Regions from separate parts of the Homo sapiens genome. Here region 2 is linked to region 1. Evidence: read pairs that join two places in POLR2A ChIA-PET (ENCODE). Cell type or tissue: OCI-LY7. All regions are shown on one strand. Links, peaks and the distances in the headings refer to the core of each region. The heading gives the core; the rest is flanking DNA. Region 1 overlaps ZCCHC7 (zinc finger CCHC-type containing 7). Region 2 overlaps ZCCHC7 (zinc finger CCHC-type containing 7).

Region 1 (8,337 bases), core at 25-8,024:
AAATATTCAGGAGGAAATGAGACAGACACAAAATAGTACATAACGTATAATTCCATATATGTGAGGTCCTGGAAGGGGCAAAACAAATCTATCGTGAGAGAAGGCAAATCAGTGGTTGCCTCAGGTGGGGGATTGACTGCACATGTGCACAAAGTAACATTTTGGGATGATGGAAATGTTCTACATTTGATTTTTATAGTGATTACCCAGGTGTATACATTTGCCAAATTGAATCCTACTGTATTTTTACATAGGTACATTTTATTACATGTAAGTTACACCTCATTAGTTTCCTTTACGGCCCTGCCTTCTGTAACTTTTTTCCTTCTCTCCCTAAAATTGAGGTATTATCCATTCTTCTGAATTTACCATAGCATTTGTTTGGCCTTCTCTTACTCTTTCTTTCTCCTTTCGTTTGTCACCTTGTCCTCTACTAAGGCTATAAGCTCTTTACATCTTTCTTTACCCTCTAGCACCTTGCTCATTTAATCTTCCAATAGATGTTTGTTAAACGGAGTTGATTTCATACAAAGAAAGAATTACCAGCTACTGCTTTGATCACGGCTCTGAAATTTGAACAGAATCACAATCCCAGTTATCAGCAAGAACAACCCTATAAAAGCAGCTATGGGTTGATGACAGGCATTCTTAGGGCAGTCTTAATTTTACAATTCAGGGCAGTCCCATTTAACATTCTATGGCATTGGGTGGTGGACACATGGAAGATGAGTGTTCCTGGGCCGTATGGAAAGTCCTCTTTAAGGCGAATTACCTTGTGCTAGTTGCAAAGGTCTGGAAGATTTAATTCAGGTAAATTACACAACGTGACAATGTATATAATTCCAGTAATGAGAGAAAATTAGAATCAGAAATTCAGTACTAGAAGGTGCCACCATGGATGCCATTTATTCTAACCCATTGTCATACAGACCCAGAGATCTTAAGTATCCTGCCCAACACCACACAGCAAATTAGCGGCACAGTTAACTCTAGAAGCCAGATTTCTATCAAGTACCATACCCAGAATTTAACAAGTTGGAGAATTTGCTGTTTGTGGAAGTTCTGAGGAGTTGCCCTAGACAAAGCTTTCCTTGGGGTGAGATTTTGAGTTTAGACACAATAGGTAAAGATCAAGGGCAGGAAGCTGCTGTCATTACTAGGTTCAAATCAAAACTGGAACCTTGGAGCCATGGCAGGGACAAGAATTGCCTTATGTGTTCCTGGTGATGTCTTTGCTTCATATACCACTTGAGAAATACTGACTTGATCTATTGTTGAAACTTAGTTTGTATACTTGTTGATGAATTTTCTATAGTAAGAATATGAATATGCTATAACTTTTTGAGGAGTTGTTAGTACAGTTGACCCTTAAACAACACGGGTTCGAACTTCATAGGTCTGCCTATAAGCAGCTTTTTCTCAACCAAAAATGGATTGAAAATACAGTTTTCATAGGCTGTGAAACCCACGTATATAGAGGGCCAACTTTTTATATGTGCAGGTTCCACAGGGCTGACGGGAACTTGAGTGTGCAAGGATTTGGTTCTACCAGGGTAGTCTTGGAACCAATCCCTCATATATACTGAGGGACAACTGTACACAAGAATATTTTTGAATCCCACAGGATTGTTAAAACAATCTGAATAGAGTCGATCTCCCTCCTTCAAACCTTCCTTTTTTACTGTTTTCTGTTTATGTGTAAATTTGGAGAGTGGTAACAGTTGCCATTTTGCATTTCATTGGTTTTATATTTCATTTTTTAAGAACAATTTTAAGTCAGTCTTATAGTTAACATAATTTCAAGTGGTCATTTTGAATTTTAATGATGAAAGACATTGAGATACAAAAAGCAGCTTTGAAAGTTGTAGCAAAGCATGCTTCATACATGGATCCTTTGAATGAAAGAATAATAGCATGGATGGTTGATGAAGGAATAGAAGCTGCTGCTATTTAATGTATTCTTCACTCTCAGTACATGGATACAGCCTCCAAATGTTACAAAGAAAATAATCATCAGCACAGCATCTCTGCATACCTGTGGATTGGTCTTTTTGTAAAGCAGCCTCATGGTTTTCTTAGAAAAGTTTTTTATTTAAAAATATATCTCTAGACACTTACTCCTGGTAGGCCTGGGAAAATGTAGATTACTTCATGTCTCTTCAAAAGCCTTTCAAAGAAACAAGTCAAGCTTGATTTGTGTTTTTGAGATAGAGGAAAGTAGTAAGGTAGGAGGACAGAGGAAATCTTAGCTTTAAAGGGAGAAAAAGATCTTTCAGTCCTTTTGTCAACACTTTAGTTTCTGCATTAGTCATAGGTCCCTTCCCCCTTGGCCATGGGTGGACCAAAGGAATAGCAGCCATTTGCACGTTTGTGAAAGGACAGTGGAAAGAAAAGAAAATAGCTGATACAAGAAAATGTGGGAGATTATTTCCCCCACTAGGTTTTTACAGTTGTATTTTTAGATTAATCAGTGGTTTCTGGATATTTGGCCTCCTTTTTTTTCTTTTATTTTGCTGTTTTTGATGTTATAAAATACAGTGCTAAGAACCTAACCCTATTAGTGAGATATTATTCAGAGTCTAATTTTTTTATTGTTATAATGAAAGTCATGTAGAATGCAAAGCTAGTGGACACAGTTAATACTCATATTTGGTAGAAATACTTTTCCTCTACCAAGCTGAGTTCAAATTGTGGGCCTGCAAGTTAACTGATACTGGACAGGTTAACTGGAGAAAAGATAAGGTTTATTCACACTTGAAGGAGCACTCAATATCAGTAACTCTGAAGAAGAGTTTAGAGGGTTATAGAAGTAAGGGGTTATGCCTCTTGCTGTGGCACACCACAGATGCCAGCACTTTGGGAGGCTGAAGTGGGTGGATCTCTTGAGCTCAGGAGTTTGAGACCAGCCTGGGTGACATGGTGAAACCCTGTCTCTACCAAAAAAATTATAAAAATTAGCCTAGCGTGGTGGCAAGTTCCTGTAGTCCCAGCTACTCAGGAGGCTGATGTGGGAGGATTGCTTAAGCCTGGGAGGCGGAGGTTGCAGTGAGCCAAAATGGTACCACTGTACTCCAGTCTTGGCAACAGAGCAAGACCCTGTCTCCAAAAAAAACAAGAAGTAAGGGGCTATATACCAACTTAACAAGAGGGGGTAGCTTAGGGAGTCAAAGGACAGAAAGATCTCATTTACACAATTTTTTTGTTATGTCTCAGTGCCCAGTGTCAGTCATCTCCCTCCTGTGGATCCTCCTGGAGGTGTGAGAGGGTTGTGACAGCTGCCTCAGTAAAGCTCTGCTTTAGTCAGATAAAAGAAGTTAAGATTTCATTCTGCATCTGCTGTTGTATTTTTGGGCCCTTCACTGATTTTTTTTTGTTTTAATATTTGTATGTAGTCTGATGCTTTTCAATGTATTTTCACATACCTCATTTTATTCTCACAGGACTTTTTAGGCAGACAGGGAAAATACTATTATCCCATTTCACAGGTCAGAAAACTGAGACTCAGAGAGGTTAAGTATTTGTCCAGGGCCACATAATTAATAACAGAGCCAAAATAGGAATTTCAGGTATTCAACATTTCTCAGTGTACCTTTGGGGTCCAATTTGAGTACTCATAAATTGTGTAATCTATTGTCAATCTATAAGTCCTTTAAAAGTGCCACGGTTAAGTAATAATTTATTTGTTTTGTAGGAGAAGATGGTATAAACTGGTCCATCAGTGACAAAGACATTGAGGTAAAATCAAATTGTTTTTAAAATTCAGAATAATAATTTCCTTTGCTTCATAGTTTATTATGATAACTTTTGGAACATTAATAAGTTTAAGTGGCTTATAAGAAAACATTTGATTTTAGCATATGAGTGATTTAACTCTTCAGAAACTTGGTTCAGCCTTGAGTTTTGTCAGTGAGTTAATAGCTGTAATCATCCAGTCCCCTTTCCCTTTCTGTTTCTCTCCTGCGGTGAGTCCTCTCAGCCCATATGGCCTGGTACCACTAAAAAGATCAACACCGGAAATAACTGCTTCTTCAGTGTAAGGAAATGGTTAGTCTATTTTTAGGATGTGGCAGGTGTTTGTCTTTGTCGATTATTAGCCTTAATTGTGGCAGATGCTACAAAAAGAGAATAATTTTATAACTTGGTTTTGGGAGATAGCTAGATTGTACTTACATGTGGTCCACTTGGCCAGTTCAGCAAAATAACAAATAAAAGATGAAAACTTTTTTAAAGATGGAATTCTACCAAACAAGCTAAAGCATGGTTGGGATTTACAGTTCCTCTTTAGATATTCCATATGATATGCATTGTTGGTACTCTCTTACAAGATCCTAGATTTAGATTAGAATATGGGACAGTTAGAATTGGGTCACTCTGTAGGCAGAATGGATCTTAAAAGGATTCCAGTGGAAAGAAATTATCTCATTCCTTTATTTCTATAAAGGAAGACTGGATTATCAGTCTTTTATTATCATCCAGTCTTGTAGGCAGTAACCCTGTGCTGTTCAAAAGAATGGATATATTGGGTAGCTGTACTAACTTTACAAAAGACAAAGTCATAAAAACACCATTCCCTAACTCAAAATTTAAGTAGCCCTCCCATTCAGAAAAACATGGTGTACATTCAGTTATAGAAATCAGCAGTGGCTGGCCGGGCGTGGTGGCTCACACCTGTAATCCCAACACTTTGGGAGGCTGAGGTGGGTGGATCACCTGAGGTCAGGAGTTCGAAATCAGACTGGGCAACATGGCGAAACTCCTTCTCTACTGAAAATACAAAAATTAGCCAGGTGTGGTGGCGGGCGCCTGTAGTCCCAGCTACTCGGAAGGCTGAGGCAGGAGAATCGCTTGAACCCAGGGAGGTAGAGGTTGCAGTGAGTCGAGATCACGCCACTTCACTCCAGCCTGGGCAAAAGAGTGAAACTCCGTCTCAAAAAAAAAAAAAGAAAGAAAGAAAAGAAGTCAGCAGTGGCTTTGACTGAATGCTACCGCGGTGTCTAAGTGATGCATGTCAGTACCCCTGCTCGATCTGAAACATAAGTAGAGAAAGATTAAAAAAAAAAAATCACATGGAGAAGTATAAAAGACTCAGCAGGCGGGAGGGGCAGACAAAAAGCAGTAGAGTTACCTTTATGGCACCTCCTTTTATGTTTTTCTACCTCTTTTTTTTTTTTTTTTTTTTTTTTTGAGATGAAGTTTCACTCTTGTTGCCCAGGCTGGAGTACAATGGCACAATCTCGGCTCACCACATCCTCCGCCTCCCAGGCGCAAGCGATTCTCCTGCCTCAGCCTCCCAAGTAGCTGGGATTACAGACCTGCGCCACCACGCCCAGCTAGTTTTGTATTTTTAGTAGAGATGGGGTTTCTCCATGTTGGTCAGGCTGGTTTTGAACTCCCGACCTCGGGTGATCCGCCCACCTCGGCCTCCGAAAGTGCTGGGATTACAGGCATGAGCCACCACGCCCAACCTCTACCTCTTTTTAAGAGAACAAGAGAGATCATAAAGTTCCCCTGTGGCTAGGTTCTAAGTTGAACAGATATAACTAATAATTCTCTTGCTTTATCAAGGTAATGGAACTGACTTGAAGCTTGATGTATCTTTATTTGCTTATAGTTGTCTTTAACAAGAGTAGTAGATGGCTTTTATTTAGCAGTGAAACAATTTTTTTAATTCTTGATTTTTTTTTCCCTTAGGCCCAGATAGCTAATAACCGAACACCTGGAAGATGGACCCAGCGGTACTATTCAGCCAACAAAAACATTATCTGTAGAAATTGTGACAAACGTGGTCATTTATCAAAAAACTGCCCCTTACCACGAGTACGTGAAATATGCTTTGCTTCTTTCCACATTTGTAAACTCAAAATCTCAAGGGTGAGGCTGGGCACGGTGGCTCATGCCTGTAATCCCAGCACTTTGGGAAGCCGAGGCAGGTGGATCATGAGGTCAGGAGATTGAGACCATCCTAGCTAACATGGTGAAAAACCCCGTCTCTACCAAAAATATACAAAAAATTAGCCGGGCGTGATGGCGGGCGCCTGTAGTCCCAGCTACTTGGGAGGCTGAGGCAGGAGAATGGTGTGAACCCGGGAGATGGAGCTTGCGGTAACAGAGATCACACCATTGCACTCCAGCCTGGGTGACAAAGTGAAACTCTGTCTCAGAAAAAAAAAAAAAATCTCAAGTGTGAAACCCTATAACCTTAGAATTCAAATCTTTTTATAGTATGTGTGTTAAATTTCATGTAGCTTACAGCCTAGTGTCGGAGAAATAATAATAAATTTGGAGTCAGAAAAATGTGGAATCAATTTTAACTTATCATTACTAGTTGTATGGGCAAATCATTTAACCCTCTGTGCTTCTTGTTTTCTTGTCTATAAAATGAAAAGATTGAATCAGATGATTCCTGAGACCCCTTTCACTTCTAAACCTTGTACTTCATAAGATAGCTTATTTCAATGTGAGATAATTTTTATCGTTAGAAAATTATAATTTGGGGCATTTTTAAATGTTTATTAATGTAAGTTACGTTAAGCAGGTACATCAACCTTTGGAACAACACAGAACTGAAGATCTTAGACGTTTCCTGACCAGATAATTAGCTCTTAACAAACATTTCTTCCATTTCTCCTTCCTCTTCCAAATGACTGCTTTTCAAATAGTTCAGACACCTCTTATGCTCCTTTTTTGTTCTTGCTTCTCCAGTCAAAACAGCTTCTTCTGTATCTGTTCCTCCTATGACTTAGCTTCTAGATATCCTCCTCATTCTACTTTCCCTCTTACATACCTTTCATTTTGTCAATATTCCTATAAGAAGAGGCATAAGGAATATATGCCAGCTGCTAGTATGTACAGACTAAGCCTTTTTGGCAAACAATATACATACAGTGTTTTGGACATTTTGTTTGATTTTTACAGTTGTGCTCAGGATTCTACCTTTATTGGGATCTCAAATTAGAAAAGATTTTTTTATGGGATTATATTGAAAAACAAATACTAATCTTCTACCTTTTGAGACTGAAGAGATTTTATGTTTTTTTCGCCACATAGAAAGTTCGTCGCTGCTTCCTGTGCTCCAGGAGAGGACATCTCCTGTATTCCTGTCCAGCCCCCCTTTGCGAATACTGTCCTGTGCCTAAGATGTTGGACCACTCATGTCTTTTCAGACATTCCTGGGATAAACAGTGTGACCGATGTCATATGCTAGGCCACTATACAGATGTGAGTATCCTGCATATAACTAATTTGTCAGGCTTTGGAGGGAGTGTGCAAGTTTGTAATTAATGTGCAAGTTTATAACTATCAGTCAGCATACCTAAAGGAATGTTTACTCCGTGAGATATATATATATATATATAGTCATGTCCATTTTGTCACTGAACATGTATATAAAGCAGTGCTCTAAATAATATAGGGGTAAGGAGCCTACTGAATCAGAAGACAGCATCAAGAGATAGCATTAATAAATATTTTAAGCCCATTCTAGCCCTTTTTCTTTATAAGCTTGTTAAATAAAGGCTGAATTTAAAGAGGTAATAAATAACATGTAAAATTTGTGTATTCATATTTATTTATTTATTTATTTATTTTTTGAGACATAGTCTCACTCTGTCACCCAGGCTGGAGTGCGGTGGTGCAATCTCGGCTCATTGCAACTTCTGCCTCCCGGGTTCCAGCGATTCTCCTGCCTCAGCCTCCCGAGTAGCTGGGGCTACAGGAGCATGCCAACACTCCTGGCTAATTTTTGTATTTTTAGTAGAGACGGGGGTTTCACCATGTTGGCCATGCTGGTCTCGAACTCCTGACCTTAGGTGATCTGCCCGCCTCAGCCTCCTAAAGTGCTGGGATTGCAGGCGTGAGCCACTGCACCTGGCCTATTTGTGCATATTTAAATGAAAATATATGCACAATTAGCAGTTATATACAGATGTTTAATGGAAGCCTATTTTGATGCTTCTTTTTTTATTTTTATTTTATTTATTTATTTTTTGAGATGGAGTCTCGCTCTGTTGCCCAGGCTGGAGTGCAGTGGCGTGATCTCAGCTAACTGCAACCTCCAACTCCTGGGTTCAAGCGATTCTCCTGCCTCAGCCTCCCGAGTAGCTGGGATTACAGGCACGTGCCACCACACCTGGCTAATTTTTTATTTTTAGTAGATACGGGGTTTCACCACGTTGGCCAGGATGGTCTCGATCTCCTGACCTCATGATCCGCCCGCCTCGGCCTCCCAAAGTGCTGGGATTACAGGCATGAGCCACTGTACCCGACCTTTTTTTTTTTTTTTTTTTTTTTTTTTTTTTTTTTTTTTTTTGGAGACAGGGTCTCGCTCTGTCACGGTGG
Region 2 (8,337 bases), core at 275-8,274, 140 kb before region 1:
AGGTTTTAAGATACATATATACACAGGAAGCCATCATCACAATCAAGATAGTGAACATAACCTAAATCTCCAGAAGTCCCTCATGTTCCTTTGTGATCTTGTCTCCTGCCCCTTCATACCGTCCATCCCCAGGGAACCATTGCATTCTGTCATGAGAGATTAGTTTTGCACTTTCTAAAATTTTGCATAAGTGGAATCATACAGTAGGGACCCTTCAGGAGTGGAGGAGGGCTGGCTTATTTCAGTCAGCATAATTGAGATTCATCCATAAAGTAGCAAGTATCAATACTTTTTATTATATATTGATTGTGGTTATCCCACAGTTTATCCATTCACTTATTGATGGACATTTGAATTCCAGTTTTTAGAAATTACAAAGCTGCTAAGAACATTTTAGTACAACTCTTGGTATGGATAGATGCTTTCTTCTTGAGTAAATACCTCGGAGTGGAATGGCTGAATTGTAATGGATATGTGTGTTTATCTTTCGAAGGAAACAACAGTTCCAGGCCAGGTGCGATGGCTCATGCCTGTCATCTCAACACTTTGGGAGGCTGAGGTGGTTGGACCACCTGAGGTCAGGAGTTCAAGACCAGCCTGGCCAACATGGCAAAACTCTGTCTCTACTAAAAAATACAGGCCGGGTACTGTGGCTCATGCCTGTAATGCCAGCACTTTGGGAGGCTGGGGCAGGCAAATCATGAGGTCAAAAGATTGAGACCATCCTGGCCAACATGGTGAAACCTCGTCTCTACTAAAAATACAAAAATTAGCCAGGCATGGTAGTGTGCGCCTGTAGTCCCAGCCACTCGGGAGGCTGAGGCAGAAGAATCACTTGAACCCGGGAGGTGGAGGTTGCTGTGAGCCGAGATCGCACCACTGCAGTTCAGCCTGGCAACAGAGTGAGACTCTGTCTCAAAAACAAACAAACAAACAAACAAAAAAAAACAAAAAGTATTTTTACGTGTGGTGGCATGTGCCTATAATCCCAGCTACTTGGGAGGCTGAGGCACAAGAATTGCTTGAACCTAGGAGGCGGAGGTTGCAGTGAGCCAAGATCATGCCACTGCACCCCGTCCTGGGTGACAGCAAGACTCCATCTCAAAAAAAAAAAAAAAAAAAGAAAAGAAAAAAATAGCAGTTTTCTAAAGTGTTTTTACCTTTTTATGTTTGCACTCATACTGCAGCAGATGAGATTTTCAGTTCCTCCAAATCCTTGCTAACCCTACGAACAGTCTTGATAATTTTGTCGTTCTGATATTTGTGCAGTGGGTGCACATTGTGATTAAGGACTAATGATGTTGAGCATCTTTTCATGTGTTTATTTGCAAACTGTCCAGTCTTTGCTTTGGCTTTGTATTCACTTAATAGTGTCTTTTGAAGAGCAAAAGTTATTAATTTTGAAGCCCAGTGTGTCAGTTTGTTCTTTAATGGATCATGCTTTTGGGGTTGAATCTCAAAAATCTTTGCCTAACTAAAGGTCATAGATAATTTCTGTATGTTCTCTTATAGAAATCTTACAGTTTTAGGCTTAATATTTAGGTTTTTGCTTCATTTTGAGTTAATTTTTATATGATGTGAGGTGTAAATCAGAGTCCTTTATTTTTATATGGAGATATCTAACTTCTAGCACCATTTGTTGAACAATTATCCTTTCTCTATTGAATTATTTTTTCAGTTTTGTTGAAAATCAGTTGTCTGTTGTATTCTGTTTATTTGTCTTTCATGATGCCTATACTATACTCTGTTGATTCTGTAGCTTTATAATTAGTATTGAAGTTAGATAGTGTTAATCCTCCAACTTTTTTTTTTCAAAGTTGTTTTGGTTATTTTAGGTCCTTTGCATTTCTTTTTCTTTTTTTGAAAGAGGATCTTCTGGCCAGTCATGGTAGCTCACGCCTGTAATCCCAACACTTTGGGAGGCCGAACTGGGCAGATCACTTGAGGTCAGGAGTTCGAGACCAGCCTGGCCAAAATGGCAAAACCCCATCTCTGTAACTAAAAATACAAAAATTAGCCAGGCATGATACTGTGTGCCTGTAATCCCAGCTCCTTGGGAGGCTGAGGCACAAGAATCACTTGAACCCAGGAGGCGGAAGTTGCAGTGAGCCGAGATCACACCACTGCACTCCAGCCGGGGTGACGGAGTGAGACTGTCTTAGATAGATAGATAGATAGATAGATAGATAGATAGATAGATAGATAGATAGATAGATAGACAGACAAGATAGATAGACTCTGTCTCAGAAGGAAGGGAGGGAGGGAAAGGAGAGAAAGAAAAGAAAAGAGAGAAGAGAAAGAAAAGAAAAGAAGAAAAGAAACAGGGTCTCCCTCTATTGCCCAGGCTGGAGTACATTGGCATGATCATGGCTTACTGCAGCCTTGACCTGGGCTTACTTGATTCTCTTACCTCAGACTCTTGTGTAGGTCAAACTATAGGCATTCACCATCACATCTAAGTTTTTTTTAGGTATTTATTCACTCTGTGGTCCAGGCTGGTCCCAAACTCCTGGGTTCAAGAGATCTACTTGCCTTGGCCTTCCAAAGTGTTGACATTACAGTCATGAGCCACTGCACCCAGATGCATTTCTGTATAGATTTTAAGTGTAGTCCGTTTCTTCCAGAAAGTGTGGTGGGGGGTGAATTGGGATTGTGTTCAATCTGTATATCCATTGAGAATTGACATATTAAAAATATTTAGTATTCCAGATCGTGAACACGGTATATCTGTCTATTTAGGTCTTCTTTTATTTCTGTCAACAATATAACTTTAGTTTATAAATCTTCTGTCAAATTTATCCCTGAGTGTTTTATATTTTTTGATGCTATTGTGAAATGATACCAGTTTAAAATTACAGTTTCCAGTATTACTGGTATATATTGATCTTGATTCCTATAACTTTGCTGAAATCACTTACTAGTTCTAGAATTTTTTTTCTTTTTTGGTAGATTCTTTTGGATTTTTAAGTTGTGGAACTTATCACCTGGGAATAAAAAAGGCAGTTTTACTTCTTTCCAATGCAGATGACTTTTTTGTTTTTTTTTTCTTGCCATATTGGATGGAAGGGAACCTTAAGTATAGGGCGAGAGTGAACATCCTTGTCTTGTTCCTGTTTTTGAGGGAAAGTATACAGTCTTTCATTATTATGTAAATATTAGCTGTAGGTTTTTTGTAGATACCCTTTATTGGTTTGAGGAAATTTTCTTTGGTTTGCTGTTTTTACCAGGAGTAGATGTTGGATTTTGTCAAATGCTTTTTGTGGGTCTGATCGAGATAATCACACAATTTTAATATAGTGAATTACATGACTTGAATTTTCAAATATTAAAGTGGTCTTGTATTTCTGGGTTAAATCACATTTTGGTCATGCAATATTATTTTTTTAACCCTTTTTGCATTTAGAAAAAAAGCTGCAGCTTGCTGCCAGTTCTCATGTAATTTCACATAAACACACTCTTTGAGGCTGAAGCAAATCTGATTTTCAGTGTGAAAATAAAATATAAAAACTGTTCTTGGAGTTATTTCTAAACAGAACTAACATCAGAATCATCTGACTCATCAGAATCATCTGTTTTGGAAAATTCAGATTCATCAAATTAGTCTTCGGCCAACTGAGAACAATGTTAACATCACCTTTAGGAATGTTATGCAGGTGAGTTTATAATTGCAAATTTAATTTTTTAAATAGACATAGCTAATCAGGCTATCAGTTTCTTCAGAAAGCTTCACTGGTTCATGTGTTTGGAGGACTTAAGAAAAATCTCATCTAAGTTGCTGATTTTATTGGCACAAAGCTGTTTATAATATTCCCTCAGTTATGTGTAGAATCTCGGCTGGGTGGGGTGGCTCACGCCTGTAATCCCAGCACTTTGGGAGGCTGAGGTGGGCGGATCACGAGGTCAGGAGTTCGAGACCAGCCTGGCCAGCATGGTGAAACCCCGTCTCTACTAAAAATACAAAAAATTAGCCAGGCAGGGTGGTGCACACCTGTAGTCCCAGGTACTCGGGAGGCTGAGGCAGGAGAATTGCTTGAACCTGGCAGGCAGAGGTTTGCAGTGAGCCGAGATCGCGCCACTGCACTCCAGCCTGGGTGACAGAGCAAGACTCCATCTCAAAAACTAATAATAATATGTGTAGAATCTCTAGTGATACCACTTTTCTCATTTTTTTTCCTGGTATGTCTGTCTTGAGATTAGTAAATTTTAATGACTTTCTCAAGGAACCAACTTTTGGTTTCACTGATTTTTCTCTATTTTTTTTTAACTTTTTAAACTTTTTTTATTTTTAACTTTTTAAAAATTACATTCTTTTTAATGTTTACAGTGGATTTTATTTGCTCTTATTTTTCTGTTTTCTTAAGGTGGAAGCTCAGGTTGTTGATTTGAGATCATTCTTTTAGTGCTATCAATTTCCCACTAAGTACTTCTTTAGGGCATCCCACAAATTTTGCTATGTTGTGTCTTTATTTTCTCTTTGTTCAAAATACGTTCTGATTTCCTTTGTGATTTCTCCTTTGACCCAGGGGTTATTTAGAAGTGTGTTATTTAATTTCTGTACGTAATTTGGGATTGTCCAGAGATCTTTCTGTGGTTAATTTCTAATTTAATGTATTGTGTTCAAATAAAATACTTTGTAAAACTTCAATCCTTTTAAGTTTGTTGAAATGTATTTTATAGCCCAGAATATGGCTCTCTTGATAAATATCCTGCGTAAGAATGCCATTTAAAGGTCAGATTTTGGAAAATTTCAAAAAATTTCTTTCAGTTTTTTGGCCCTCTTTGGAGATTGGAATTATATGTGTACTAGGCTGCTTGAAGTTGTCTCACATATCAGTGATGCTTTTTATGGGTTATTTTTTACTTTTTTCTCTCTGTTTTATTATAGATAGTTCCTTGTTTTGTCTTCAAGGTCATTTTTTTCTTCTGCAGTGTCTATTCTGTCCAATGTGTTTTTAATACCAGATATTGTAGCTTTCCTTTTTTTTTTTTTCTTTTTTCCTTTTAGAGATGGGATCTTGCTTTGTTTCCAGGCTGGTCTTGAACTCCTGGCCTCAGCTTCCATATGTGCTGGGATTATAGGCATGAGCCACCATGCCTGGCCAAATATTGTAACTTTCATCTCTAAAGTTTTATTTTGGTCTTTCTAATATCTTCCATGTCTGTACTATTTGAATGTAAGGAATATAGTTGTAACAATGGTTTTAATGTTCTTGTCCCCTAATTTTAACATCTTTTTCAAGTCTGGGTTAGTATTAATTGATTTTTCTCCTTACAATGAGTCATACTTTCCTGCTTTTTTGCATGCCTTGGAATCTTTGATTAGAAGCCAGACATTAATTTTAACTTGTTTTATGCTGGTTATTTTTATATTCCTACTAATATTCTTGACCTTTGTTCTAGGATAAAATTAAATTACCAAGAAATGGCTTAATCCTTTTGGGCCTTGCGTTTAAGATTTGCTAGGTGGAAACAAGAATGTTTGGGGCTAACTAATCCTACTACACAACCCTTCTTACTGCTCTATGCAACATCATGTAAATTGATGAGATTTTGCAGTCTCACTGGTGGAAATAGACACTATTCCCATCCCTGTGTGAATGCCTGGTACTATTCTCTGTAATCCTTTTGGGTGATTCTTTCCCCAGCCTCACATGTTTTCTTTACACATTTTGAACACTTTGCCGAATATTCAGAAATATTCTCCTTTGGAGATCTGTGGGAGTATTTCTCTGTGTAGCATTCTCTCCTTTATTACTAGATCTTTCAAATTTATTTGTCTTTAGTCTTCCTGGGTTCTCATCCCTTTCTGCTAAACTCCAGGAGTTTGTCAAGAGTCTACCTGGGTTCTTGCTGTCTGTTCTGGGGCCTGGAAAATCTGAAGGCAATAAACTTTGGGCAGTGCTAGAATTCACCTAGATGTCTTTCATGGATTATTGTCCTGTTTCTTAATGTCTCGTGTTTTAAACGCTTTTTCATGTGTTTTGTCTATTTTTTGTTTATTTTTTGATGGTTTCAGGTGGGACGGGAAATCTGATCCCTGTTAATTTATCTGAGTTGGAAGTGGAAGTCTGCTACTCACTCTTGATTTCTGTGTAATAATTTGAGGTTTGACTTAATGCTTTAGAGCACATTAGACTGTTTCACCTATCCCTCTAAAGGTTTATGTATTTATATGTCAAAAAGGTTATAAAAACAAAACAAAAAAAGCATAGTTTTAAAACTGCTTATTGGGAAGATAAGAATTCACTTTACATTTACGATCTCATATTTTGGCATATTCGGTATTTCCTCCATAACGCCTACTAAAATTAAATTATGTAAACAAAGTACCCAGGCCAGGCGTGCTGGCTCATGCCTGTAATCCCAGTGCTTTTGAGAGCCGAGGCAGGAGGATTGCTTGAGCCCAGGAGTTCAAGACTAGCCCTAGCAACATAACAAGACCCCATCTCTACAAAAACAAAGTACCCAGTACATATTTGAGGAGTAGAAAATTAGCATCTACTGAGGTTTATCAAATACCCAGCCTTGGGCCAGATGCTGGAGGGACACAGCCAAATCTGACAGGGACCCGCCCTCAGGAGCCCACATTCTAGTAGGGGAGACAGAGTCACAGCCGTAATGACAGAAACCAGTGCATTAGATAAGCAATACTTTATCTTAAGTCTAATTAATAATTTAATTTTAAAAGTTCCAGGACCCTTCCTACATCCCGAGACATTCTAATTCTCTGCCGTTTGTGTAGCAATTCTTTGAACTGTTGAAAGATCTCCTGACAAATTGTTACTGATATTGTGTTAAGCAATAATCTTAACCTTCCCAGTAAATGAACTGGAATGCCCAATTTTAAGTTTCTCTATTTATGAAGAAACAAAATACAGGGGTCATAGTCAGGATACTGCCTATGGTACATTTTAAAATTTCTGGGTCTACTAGGATATAATCTTTCTTAACCTCTTTTGAGATTTGATGTCAGTTCAAGGGAAGCATTCCATTGATGTCAGGAAGGCAGCTATTTGTTGACTGAAATTCTGGTACTCTGGCATAAGCTCGTTCTAAAAATCCACAAATATGTTGTTAATAGAATGGGACCATACTTTTCACTTGGGGGCCTACCCGCTAGAGGTGAGATGTCATCCTTGAGATGTTTGGAAGACTTTGTGAGATTTTTTTTTCTTTTGCAAACTAGACGTGCGCCAGCTTCTCTGACCTAAATGTAGCTCCAGTGGGAATTTCACTATGGATACTTTATCTTAAGTCTAATTCCCCTGGTAACCCAACATTGCTGGTTTTAGAATTTAATAGTCTTCAGAAATTTTTTAAGATAAATTTGCTATTTTCTTTATTATCTTTTAATTACTTTTATAACATGGGGTTTTTGTTGTGTGTATATACTAGCATTCCTTTGGACACAAAGTAGACTATAAAGAAAATTTCTAAATTCTGAATGCAGTTTCTCATTGATTTTAATTATTGCTATGTTCCTTTTGAAAATTTTTTGGCTGGCTCTGGCAACTTATGCCTGCAGTCCCACCCAGCACATTTTGAGGCCAAGGCAAGTGGTTTGCTTGAGCCCAGCAGTTCAAGACCAGCCTGGGTAACATGGCGAAACCATGTCTCTACAAAAAATACAAAAGATAGGGCTTGGTGGCATGCATTTGTAGTCCCAGCTACTCAAGAGGCTGAGGCTGGAGGGATCGCTTGAGCCCAGGAAGTTGAGACTGTAATGAGCTATGATTGTGCCACTGCAATCCTTGGCTGCAAAGTGAGATCCTATCTCTTAAAAAAAAAAAAAATTAGAAAAAGAATAAAAAAGTCTACCCTAACCATTTTATATTTAAAACAAGTTTGTTCTTTTCAGTGTCCTTACTTTTAAAATAGTTGAACTGATTTTTCTGGGAATCTTTCTCAAATACAACCTTAAACAGAATATATGGATGTGTTTCTGATGTCTTAGAATTATTCTAATATTAATTATTTGGTGCCATAGACATATTGTAGTTCTCAGAGGCTATTCATATGTATGAGAAATTTTTCTTAATTGAAATTTTCCAAAGATTGCTACACTCAAGAGTTTTTTGAATTCTGTTTGTAAGCTACCTAAGAGTAGCAAATAGGTTTCATTCTCACATACCAATTCCAATCTTTTGAAACAGAGTGTTGAGGAGAGTTCTGAGAGCTTTTGGACTTAGGAAGGATAACTAAGACAGGATCAGCCAAAATTGTCTGTTTGTTTGGGAAAAGGGGATAGAGTGATGGGACTGGTACGCATTTTTGTTCTCTAGGGTTGGTAAGAGGAATTTGGGTGTAATTTGTGTACATCATGAAAACATGCCAATG

What was found. Peaks named below come from ENCODE experiments on the same cell type or tissue, not always from the same donor. Only the 100,000 strongest peaks of a DNase experiment are listed, where the experiment ranks them.
Region 2: POLR2A ChIA-PET joins it to region 1 with 6 read pairs; 4 of 35 experiments call an interaction of 5 or more read pairs at or near these places.

The regions. Positions count from the first base shown.
Region 1 is chr9:37,298,497-37,306,833 of GRCh38, forward strand. It overlaps ZCCHC7 (zinc finger CCHC-type containing 7), which reads left to right. Exons shown (of 9, transcript NM_032226.3): 3 at 3,692-3,735; 4 at 5,692-5,817; 5 at 7,048-7,218. Among named protein-coding and RNA genes, the nearest start is that of LINC01627, 92 kb to the right of the region's middle. RefSeq lists an enhancer at 3,996-4,045. In OCI-LY7, for the core only: CTCF peaks have their summits at 3,239 and 3,438; DNase peaks (open chromatin) are centred at 3,235 and 4,045; H3K4me3 peaks cover 3,313 bases; H3K27ac peaks cover 7,485 bases.
Region 2 is chr9:37,162,283-37,170,619 of GRCh38, forward strand. All of the region lies in intron 2 of ZCCHC7 (zinc finger CCHC-type containing 7), which reads left to right. It overlaps LOC105376033 (a long non-coding RNA gene), which reads left to right. Exons shown (of 2, transcript XR_001746665.2): 1 at 1-3,653. Among named protein-coding and RNA genes, the nearest start is that of ZCCHC7, 46 kb to the left of the region's middle. In OCI-LY7, for the core only: no CTCF peak of the experiment used is centred there; a DNase peak (open chromatin) is centred at 1,199; H3K4me3 peaks cover 1,192 bases; H3K27ac peaks cover 1,621 bases.